Linked DNA regions of Homo sapiens: region 2 is linked to region 1. Evidence: chromatin contacts called from ENCODE Hi-C or POLR2A ChIA-PET data. All regions are on one chromosome and are shown on one strand. The core of a region is the stretch at or near the end of the contact, and the rest is flanking DNA. Distances in the headings are between cores, read along the strand shown. Region 1 has its middle 20 kb from the start of PKDCC. Region 2 has its middle 42 kb from the start of EML4.

Region 1 (5,366 bases), core at 1,097-3,596:
ACTCTGGGTCTGCTGGGGACTGAAAGGGGAACCCAGAAAGAGACTCTGGGTCTTCTGGGGACTGAAGGGGGAACCCAGAAATAGGCTCTGGGTCTGCTGGGCACTGGGGAAGTCTGGAAGGCTCTGGAGATGGGGAGGGAGGCAGCCCAGGGACAGAGGCTTGAGGGAGTAGGAGCTTGCTTGGCTGATCAGACTCACTGGGTCCAGGAGGAGGAAATAAGCATGTTCCACTGAGGCCAAGAATGGCATCCCCCTGCAGACTAAAGACAGTGTATTTTGAAGACCCCAGAGAGGCCCTATTCCCATGACACACTTAATCAGCACATGCCACTAACTGATGAAGGCGGGTAACATTTTGAGCATCCCTGGGTCTCAAAGGGCATTTGATGATGGTGATGGATGGTGATTGCGGTGAAGCAATGGCATGATTAGGAAACGATGGCTGAGGGCTTTGGGCTGCACATCTTCCCTTTGCTCTGACCTTGCCTTCTCCTCTCCTTTTCTTTCCTGATCTCCCCCCTGCCTGCCTTTCTTCGCTCTCCTTTGTCTCTGTGGAGCGCAGAGGGGCACCGTTGTCCTCGCTGCTTGATTCCCTTTTCCCCCCAAGGCCCCTCTGGTCTGGGGTCTGCGGGGCTTTTCTGCACACGTGATCCCAATGGCGTGGGGCATGGCCATCCTGCTGTGGCCTGCTTGCTCCCCTGATTATTTCTCCTTAATTGAGCGTAAAGAATGTGAGGAATGTGGAGTAGACTGCCTGAGGAGGGCTGCTGCAGCCGACCCCCTCGGGGATCAGGGGATCCGGATTCTGGGCCCTGGGATGGGAGAACTGCAGATGGCCCGCTGAGCCCCACATCGTGTGCGTGTCCATTTCTGGCGCCCCAGCCCTTCCCCACGAGGGTGGCCTGCTTCTCCAGACTTGATTTGGTCCGTTCTCTGCTCTGGGGCTTGCTTCTCCCTGCTTTCTGCCACAGAGAATTTCACTTCTTTGTAAAACTGGCCATAGTCTCTTCTCTTCCTGGAAGCCTTCCTTTGTTTAAACCCATCTGACATGAATAATCCTTCTAAATCTATAATTCCAGGTGGAAGTCTAAAAGCGATTCCTTCTTCTCTTAAGATAAAGGAGGAAGCAATGTTTCTGGCTGCCCTTTGACCTTGCTGGGCTGCTGAAATCCTGTTCCCTGGGCTGTGAGAAGGTGTGAGAGCTGGGGTGAACCCAGATGCTGGCTTGTCAGGAAGGCAGCCAGGGGAGTCTCAGCTGAGCACTGTGACTGCATGTGTGCCTCCTCTTTCCTCTGCCCACTCAGCGAATGTCAGGTCCAGCCCTCCTGTCTCCTCAGGTGGGAGGAGAAAGTGTAGGTTGAGGGCTCAGACCTGGGTTCCTATCCTGGCCCTGTCATCTATCAACTCTGTAACCTCAGGTAAATTTTTTACTCTCTCTCAGGTGGTTTCCTCACGTTCAAGATGTTGGTGGTATTTTCTCACTTGTAGGGTTGTAGAGATGAAATTAAATGTGCTAAAGTATATAAAGACTGGGCATAGTAGCTCACGCCTGTAATCCCAGCACTTTGGGAGGTTGAAGCGGGAGCATAGCTTGAGCTCAGGAGTTTGAGACTAGCCTGGGCAACATGGCGAAACCTCATCTCTTAAAAAAAAAAAAAAAGCTGGATTTGATGGCATGTGCTTGTGATTCCAGTTACTCAGGAGGCTGCAGTAAGCAGTGATCATGCCACTGCACTTTAGCCTGGGTGACAACATAAGACTCTGTCTCTGTCTCTCTTTCTCTCTCTCTCTCTGTATATATATATGAAGCACCTAGCAGACAAGTATTTGTTTGGTTCATTGGAGATGACTGGAAGAAGAGGATTACTTTTTCTAAAAGAGGTCATTGCAGAAAGCCTTCTCTAGGGATCCCCACGAAGAGACAGGGTCTTGCTGAAAAACCCAGTCCTAGGCCGTCCACTCAGAGGCAGGTTGATCTGAGAGCTGCACTCTGCGAGCGAATAGGTCTATGTAGCATGCAGACAAGAAGTGTGTTAGTTGGGGGACTTGGCAAGCTCAGCACTGTGGCTGTGGCTCCTTAGCGGAGGACAGGGACAGCTGTCTTCTTCCACCTCCCCTCTCCTGAGGCCTGACCATAGGAAATGACTGATTCTGCAATAGGAGGGGTTCAGGCTATATTTAAAGAAGAACTTCCTGCCCAGGAAAGATGTTCTATGTTGAGATAGCTAATCCTCCCAAAATAGCAGAGTGTGGGCTGCTCACCTCATTTTCACAAACAGGACCCAGATGGGGGCTGGGCAGGATGCAGGCCAAGCTTACCCAGAGGCAGGGGCTGGGCCAGGCTCCCTGGCTTCTTCCCATCACAGGCTCTGTTGGCTACGTTCAGCCTCCTGCCTCCTCTGCTCCCTGATAGGTGACTCCTTGGGGAAGCTCTGTCTGAGCGTGACAAATCTGAGAATGCACTGATTATATTCTACAACTTCCGGAAAGTTCCTGCTGTTAGCGATTTGCAAGCTTCTCCTGAGATGAAAATTCAAAACAAAGTAGAAAGTAAATGGGCCTCGTGTGCAATGGTGTAGGGAGCTTTATCAATGGGGGTGTTTATGTGCAGGAGCTGGTGAGCAGGGCTGTGGGACCCTTCATCTTTATGGTGCCTGGAATGCTGGGTATTAGCGAGGCTTAGGACAGAGGCTGACCTGCCAGGCCGAAACTGACATTTCCCTCCATTTTCCAGAGATGGAGGCAGTTGTTGCTGCCCTCCCTTCCGTGGCAGGAAGTGGCCAAAGAGGCTGCCTTGGCCACCAGTGGAGAAGGGTCCTAATGAAGTTGAGGTCAGGATGGGCAGCAGGAGTTGGAGGAGAGATTAGAACGGGGTAATGAAGCTCGGGTGGATGAGGGTGGAATATCTATTTGCAGCAATCTATTTTCCCCAGGAACAGGCTGAGCATTTTTATGAAGTCAGACACAAGACCCCTCTCTTTCCCAGAGCTGTGTTCTTCCTGGAGCCCCGAAACAGCTCTGTCCCCTCCAGCTCCCATCCCCACCCCCATCTGGGTTTACATTCCTGTTCATAGTCACAGCAGCCCTGGCGGCGACCATGGCTGAGCCACATCTGGGGTGCTGATGGCCACATCTGCATCCACCCCTCTGGGAGCTGGTTACTTCTATTCTTTTATCTGCATCTGTGGAATCGGGAGGGGATCTGGGCATGGTGGGTTCCCAGCCCTAAGAGCTGTCAATTTCTACAGGAGGGCTTGGGAAGACTCCATGTCACAGGCCACCATCTCTTTGCAGACATGGATTCCTGGCTCTTAAGTTTCAGACAAAGACAACCAGGGAGCCATTCCATGAGAGCCCCTGCATCTCCCTCTTCAGGTCTTCTCCCTCCTCTAGGTCTACTCTGCTTCGCCCACTCACCTCTCTCCTCCAGGAGCCAATTATACTTATTATTATTACTGACTCCACTTTATGGGTCCCAAATGACAAATGAGGATGAGGGCAGAAGAAAAGGAATGCTCAGGTTGGATATGAGAGGGAGATGAATGTGGGAGGTAGGAGGAGGAAGAACAAGATGGGATTGGACGCAGGTGGATTCAGGAGGTAAACCCAGGCTGTCTTGGGGTCCCCAGCCTGGTTTGGGAGAGGCTGTAAGTCATGCCAACATGCAACACATGGGCCAAGGGTTGTGTGGGCAAGAAGTCCAGTGCTTGCAGGCCGGTCTCCAGTATCCATGAGGGACTTCTGTTGGCTTTTAAGCCAGAGCGCTTCGGGCCATAGGCTAGGTCCCTCTGCTGGTCTCTGGATAGGTTTCTTTGCATCCAGGGTGTCCTGGCTGGATCACATTTTCCAGACTGATGGAGAGTGGTATGGGTCGGGGCTCTGAGCGTGTCTTGATGTGGTCCTTCATGGTTGGACAGATATCCTGGCCATAAAAACCCTGACTCAAAGCCTGACCCAGGAAGGAATGGAGGACTCCAGAGAGTAGATGCCTTTCTTCTAGTCTGGCCAGACCTGCTGATGTCCATGGATTCTTGCAGGCCAGCATGCCCCTGAGTGAGGTCTTCTAGGATGAAGGAGGTAGACCTGCTGTGGGCTTTCCTCATTGTACTAGAGAAACCATAAGGTTTGGGGCAGAGAAAAGACACTGGAGAGGACCCGACCAGGACAGTGTATGAATGTATGAACAAGCCCATCTGTGCATGTGTGCATGGGGTAAACACTGTGCTTAGAAGGTTGTCATCCTTGTCCTGATTAAGGACTCTCCTCACTGTGTACTGGAAGGCTTGGGGAACTTGTGATTTAGAATGCCATTTTATCTGGCTGCTTTTCCAGGGAGGTTTGGAAAATTAGCTGAGCCCAGTTAGATTAGAAAGAGGACCCCCAAAGTGGTGGAATGGGGACTGCAGTTGTGGGATCCTTGGTGGTTCTGTGGAGCTGGGGGCTAACTAGCTTTGGGGTGATTTTTCTGGATTCGATCCTGCCTATCTGTGCTATGATTCTTGTGTCACTCTGCAGTGTGTTTCCGGGCTCTGAATCCTCAGGGCCAACTCTCACTTGATATCTGAGCAGAGACCCCATCTGGATCTCATCTGACAGGGCTTGGTGTGGCTTCTACGGCAGCCATAATATTCCCTATGCAGATTGAAGTTCTCCTAGCCGAAGCCTCTTATTCACTCTGCAAGATACTGCTGGTGGGAGTAGATCATTCCAGCAGTCACCTCCCAGGCTAGAGGCGCCTTACCTGAGTAACTAGCTTAATCTTTTTAAGCCTTGGTTTTCTAATCTGTAAAATGGTGATAATAGTAATGTCTAACTCATAGGGTTGCTATTAAGTAAATATGGCAATAAATAGAAAAAGCCTTATATACTGCAAACACCTTATAACTGTACAATACATGTTAACTTTTCCTTTTTGTTAATTCTCACCTCACAACAGATACCTATAGTAGTCAGGTTTGTGATGCAGATCAAGGTGACAGTCCGGATTTGGGGTGAGAGTAAGGTTTAGAATTTGGATGAGGATAAATGTGTGGGATTAAATTCAGTGATTTTGAAGTGTTTGGGTTGAGACTGGTGTGGAGTTCCTGTGAGGGATGGTTTTAGGATTGAGCTTGGGGTCAGGATCATATGTGGGATGCAAATCTCTGGGAGAATTAGGGTTAGAGGGGGAGTTGGCTTTAAGGAAGTTCTTTCTGTTAGAAATAGAATGCCTACATCTGTCTATATCTCAGCATACACTCAGGAGACACACGGGGGCTCTAAAATTCTGGCTTCCTCAGGGGCTGAACTTGTCTACCTCAGCCTGAGCTATTGCCAGGATAACTCCTCCAGGCTCTGTTTTGGGGGACAGAGCAGTGTACAAGGTC
Region 2 (5,366 bases), core at 1,243-3,742, 99 kb before region 1:
GGGGGAGAAGGAGTTTTCTAGCCCTTTTCTGAAGGTTGCCTGCGTTCCTCGGTTCCCGCCTCACATCACTCTGACCTATGCTTCCATCCTCTCATTTTCTCTGATTCTGACTCTCCTGCCTCCTTCTGTCCCTCATGAGGATCCTTGTGATTACATCATGCTTACCTGGATAAGCCAGGATCATCTCTCCATCTCAAGGTCTTTAACTTAATCACACCTGCAAAGTCCATGTAAGGTAAGATATTCACAGGTTCCAGAATGTGGACATTTTTGGGGATCATTATTCTGCCTACTACACCCCTGAGGCCACCATCAGTGTCATGTCAAGGGAAGAGGGCAGCCCTGAGTCCTGGGGCAGGACCCACAGTGCTGTGAGCGGAGGTCCCAGCTGAGTGTGGAGTTTAGGGACAGGTAAGAGCAGAGGGACAGGCTGCTGTGTGGACTGGCTTTGGGAATAAGAAACTTACTCCCTGTGTGCAGATATACTGGAGGAAGGTGCTTTTCAGTGACAGAGGCAGAAGGATAGATTCTGCTGTTATGACTACAAGGGCTGTCCAAGCAGCAGACACTCAGATTACAGCTCTTTTCCGGTTTGGGTGTTAAGAATTTGAGACAATTTGAAAAGTGTAGTGCCTGCTTTATGGCAGATGTGCAACTCACTAAGAGCCATCTATTATTAATACCAGAGGGTGAGGGGCCAGGGAGGTTCCAGGGCCCCAGCTGTCTGGGGAGGCAGGTCACATGGCTCTATATCCCCAACCCTGGGGAAACAGGAAGAAGAACTGTCAAAAGGGAATAAGGTATGGGGCAGGTGTGCAGAGGTAGAGTTTCAAATGCTCTTTATCTTAACTTCTTCCCACGCAAGCTAGGAGGAAGCATCTGGCCGGTTCTTTAATGAAACTTGGAACTCACTGCTGCAGTCAAGAAGGAAATATTCCTGCGGTTTTTCTGTGAGGGAAGAAAGTAATAAATCTTTCTGTTGTTGAAGCAACACCTTTCAGTGGTGTAGCTCTGAGAGGGATATATTATTCTTAAAGTGTATGTGCTTGAGAGTTTGTTACCATCAGGCCATCGGGAAGCTTCACAAAGGTCCTGAAGGTCAGGAACAAAGCATAGGAACAGAATGCGTGGTTAGGAGCTGGTAGTCACAAACTCTGGAGCAGTCACAGATGATGCAGATTTAAGAAATCTACATTCCTTTTAGAACAGTTAGATTTTTGGGGTGAGTGCTGGCTCTGGAAAGCCCGTTTGTATCTCCCTGTGGATTTCCTGAGGAGCCCCTCCTCCAAAATGGGGCATTCCATAATTAGCGCCTGCTTAGATCAGTCATGTGTGGTAGAAGAAGAGGACAAGATCTCGTTTTTAAGGAGATCACTTATTCTGCAAAAATGTGTTGAATCCTTGCCATATGCCTGGCACTGTTCTAGGTGCAGGGGATACGGTAGCGACCAAAACACAAAACAAATAATAAATCTGTTTTATCTGGTTGTGATAAGGAGGATAGAGGCAAATAAGGCAGAATAAAGGGCTCAAGAGTAGCAGTGGGTGTGCTGTCTGACATAGTGTGGCCAGGGATGGCCCCCTTAAGAATGGGATACTTGTGCAGAGACCTGAAAGAAGCAGAAAAGGCTGAGGGGCAAGTCAAACAGACATCTACAGAGTGCTCCAGGCAGAGGGAACATCCACCAAAGCATATGCAACAGCTCAGTTTTAGTGAGTGCTCTGTGCAGTGCTGGCCCAGATCTCAACATCCGTTCCTCTTGTTAGGCATAGCCCTCACCCACACTGCAGCTCCTGGCAACTCCTTGGTGTAATACATCCCAGTCCCTGGCATAATCTTGCATAAAGTGATGAGAACCTGGAGGAGGGCAACAGCAAGAAGGCATAAGAGTTTTTGAAGGGAAAATCAACAGCATGTTGTGACTATATATGGGGGCTGACTTGGGTTTTGCATCTAGGAGCCTGGGGTTAGAATGTCCAGCCATAAGGTAGCAGCCCAAAGCCTGTGTGGCATCTTTGTGACTCAGGATGGATTTATCAGTCTGTCCTTGAGGCAAAGGCTCACTCCAAATTCCATGTTTGTGTAGTCCCCACCTTTATTCGGTAAGTCGACCCAATGTAGCTGCTGTGCCTAAATCTCCTGAGCTTTCATGTATAAAGGACAGAGAAGACAAAGTTAGAGTGCACAGCAAACAGAAATGTTTATACTGAGATTGCTTTTGTGTGAAGCAGCATTTTCCCTCTGCTCCATTCACAGACAAGCCTGATTAGTGGAAATGTACATTGGATTTTTCAAAAACTTTTTTGCTGAATGGTTTCTACTTTCAAGGTACTATCTTCCCGAGAAGTGTGTTTCTATCTTGACAATATAACTTCAAATGATAGGTGTAAAGTGGTTTTTTTGAAAAAAAAAGGTGGTTTGCAAATGAGGAAGTAATGCTCTTTTAATACCTTGACTACTCAGGGGGGATGGAGCAAAGTCAGGCTCTGACATGCCTCTTGTTTCAAGTTCTGAAGGCTCTTGGACTGCAGCCTTTCCACAGCTTACCTCGAGTTGGCTAAGCACCTTTCCTCATGAGTAAAATGCAAATAGCAAGGTTGTTAGGGCCCGGGCATTTCTTTCTTTCTCCTGGGGAGTTTGTGAATTTCTAGGGTGTTTCTTTGCTGAGCTGAGATTTTATGAAATAAACAGTGTAAAGAGTCTTACTGTAATGGCTCCCACTAATACTAAATGCTAAATAGATACCAATAGATACCAAATAAATAAATACTAGTGTCTACAGAGCTTATGTTAAAAACGAAAGTCCTGGCTGGGTTCGGTGGTTCATGCCTGTAATCCCAGCGCTTTGGGAGGCCGAGGTGGGCAGATCGCCTGAGGTCAGGAGTTTGAGACCAGCCTGGCCAACATAGTGAAACCCCATCTCTTCTAAAAATACAGAAAATTAGCCGGGCATGGTGGCAGGTGCCTGTAATCCCAGCTACTCAGGAGGCAGAGGCAGGAGGATCGCTTTAACCCCGGCGGCAGAGTTTGCAGTGAGCCAAGATTGCGCCATTGCACTCCAGCCTGGGCAACAAGAATGAAACTCCATCTCAAAAAAAAAAAAAAAAAAAGGAAAGTCCTTATTAGTTAGAGATGCATGCTGAAGTATGTATTAGTGAAGTGATGCTGTGTCTGGGATTTGCTTTTTAAAATTCCAGCAAAAAAAAAAAAAAAAAAAAAAAAGAATAGTTGTGGGGGTGAGGGGCAATAGATGAAACAAGATTGGTGTATGTTGAGATTATCCAAGCTGGATGGTGGGTACATGGGGGTTCATTTTTACGTTTCTCTCATTTTGTGTGTGTTTGAAAATTTTCATGACAAAAACTTAAAAGAGAGAGAGAGAGAAAAAAAATGTCAATGTCTGATGCACTCTTTTCCCTCTTGACTCTGTTGTTACATAATAAACAGGGATCCTAATGTGGGGAATTTGATTATGGGAGTTTTTGCAGTATGACTTCAACGAAGAGAAAAGTTTGATGGATTATTTCTGGAGAGCGGAGTAGTCAAGGTTTCCAAGAAAAGTGATGTTGAAATGAATAATGAAGATTCCCTGCTCAGTGATGCAGCCCTTTCAGGCTCTTGACAAATGTTCTGGGAAATTGTGGAAGTGATCATTGTCACCTATGCAGCTCAGCACTGATTTGTGCAACATAGGAAAGACCCGCATACCCCAGCAGTTTCACTCAGTCCCTCGAGGACTTCAGTGAAATCTACTTGTACCTGGTGCCCAGTGTGGCAATTGCAGGTCAGTCCTGCATCCTGGCCATCTGGACGTGGTATTCTTAAAAGCCTCAGTGTTTTCCAGCCGGGACACCATTGAGGGAGGTGTATGCAGTGCAATCAGGCAGCTTGCAGCCAGTCTTTGGCAGTCTCACTAAGCCCAATCAGAAGGGCTGGAATGCAACACGGGAAGTTCTTCTTAGCCCCAGTCGCTAGGTCTGTAGGGTGGGGTGGAAATTGGCTTCTGGGTGACCACACCCAGCTCCCTATCCACTCTGCCCAGAGACTTTACATCCTCAACAGCTGCTGTCTGTGTTTGGCTTTCAACTCCTCTGCCTTGACCCAGCTCCCAGAGACCAGTTTACAGGAGACAACTGTGACACTAGCGTTCCGATCATATCTGACCTCAGCCCCCTCCTCATGGCCCCTCCTGCCACACACATTGTATGCCTTCATTTCCTTTCTAAGACAAGATTTATCTCAGAAAGTGGATCTTTGGTTAGCTCATGGCTTTGCTCTTGAGTTTCTTGAAACTTATTCCAAAAGCTCGTCACTTAAAATACAGGAAAAAATTGGCTAATTTTCTTTTAATGGGCTTCAGTAGAATAAAGAATAAGACGATGTAGATATATTTATTGTGAATTGCTTGGACTGCTCTGGAGTATGAGAATGGACAGTTAGTGATGCTTTATGAAGTTTCTTGGCCCTTCTGTATCATCATTAGTTTTATTTTTATTTATTTATTCATATTTATTTATTTATTTTTGAGACAGAGTCTCGCTCTGTCACCCAAACTGGAGTGCAGTGGCGCAATATCAGCTCACTGCAAACTCCGCCTCCTGGATTGAAGTGATTCTTCTGCCTCAGCCTCCCGAGTAGCTGAGATTACAGTCACCTGCCACCATGCCTGGCTAATTTTTGTATTTTTAGTAGAGGCAGGGTTTCACCATGTTGGCCAGGCTGATCTGAAACTCCTGACCTCAAGCAATCTACCCGCCTCAGCCTCCCAAAGTGCTGGGATTACAGGCGTGAGTCACTGTGCCAGGCCCCACCATTAGTTTTATAAATCAAGATATAACATGTGTTATGAACTTCTGTGGTACTGCCTTTTTAAGAGCTCATCATCCCTGAAAATCATTCAAACCCTTCAACATGGCAACAGCCCTCCTGGACATTTCTACAAAGGAAATAATTAAAAAGAAGAAAAGAAATCTTTGCATGCACTAGATGTTTATAGAAGAACCACTTATAATAGTTATGGCCAGCTCACGCCCATAATTCCAGCACTTTGGGAGGCCAAGGTGGGCAGATCATGAGGTCAGGAGATTAAGACCATCCTGGCCGACATGGTGAAACCCTGTCTCTACTAAAAATACAAAAATTAGCTGGGTGGGGTGGCGCCTGCCTGTAGTCCCAGCTACTCGGGAGGCTGAGACAGGAGAATCGCCTGAACCAGGGAGATGGAGGTTGCAGTGAGCCGAGATCATGCCATGCACTCCAGCCTGGTGACAGAGCGAGACTCCATCTCAAAAAATAAAAAATAAAAAAAGAACCACTTATAATAGTTAAAAACTGGAAATAACTTAATGCGTAGCAGCAGGGGAAA

What was found. A loop is a pair of places that touch in the nucleus more often than their neighbours do. ChIA-PET counts read pairs that join two places held with the same protein, here RNA polymerase II (POLR2A). Pooled maps may share reads with other maps.
Region 2: a pooled map shows a loop between it and region 1 (2.4-fold over the local background). The contact joins two enhancer-like sites. A Hi-C loop is called at or near these places in 2 of 50 pooled maps. POLR2A ChIA-PET finds 5 or more read pairs at or near these places in 3 of 52 experiments (A673, H1 and naive thymus-derived CD8-positive, alpha-beta T cell).

What each region holds. Positions count from the first base shown.
Region 1 is chr2:42,025,736-42,031,101 of GRCh38, reverse strand. No RefSeq gene overlaps it. Among named protein-coding and RNA genes, the nearest start is that of PKDCC, 20 kb to the left of the region's middle. RefSeq lists a silencer at 1,231-1,330 and enhancers at 1,751-1,940, 1,961-2,250, 2,271-2,570. Within about 2 kb of position 2,346, at least 8 of the 41 ENCODE cell types and tissues checked have a DNase peak (open chromatin) inside an H3K27ac peak, as active enhancers do.
Region 2 is chr2:42,124,662-42,130,027 of GRCh38, reverse strand. No RefSeq gene overlaps it. Among named protein-coding and RNA genes, the nearest start is that of EML4, 42 kb to the left of the region's middle. RefSeq lists an enhancer at 2,168-2,377. Within about 2 kb of position 2,492, at least 10 of the 41 ENCODE cell types and tissues checked have a DNase peak (open chromatin) inside an H3K27ac peak, as active enhancers do.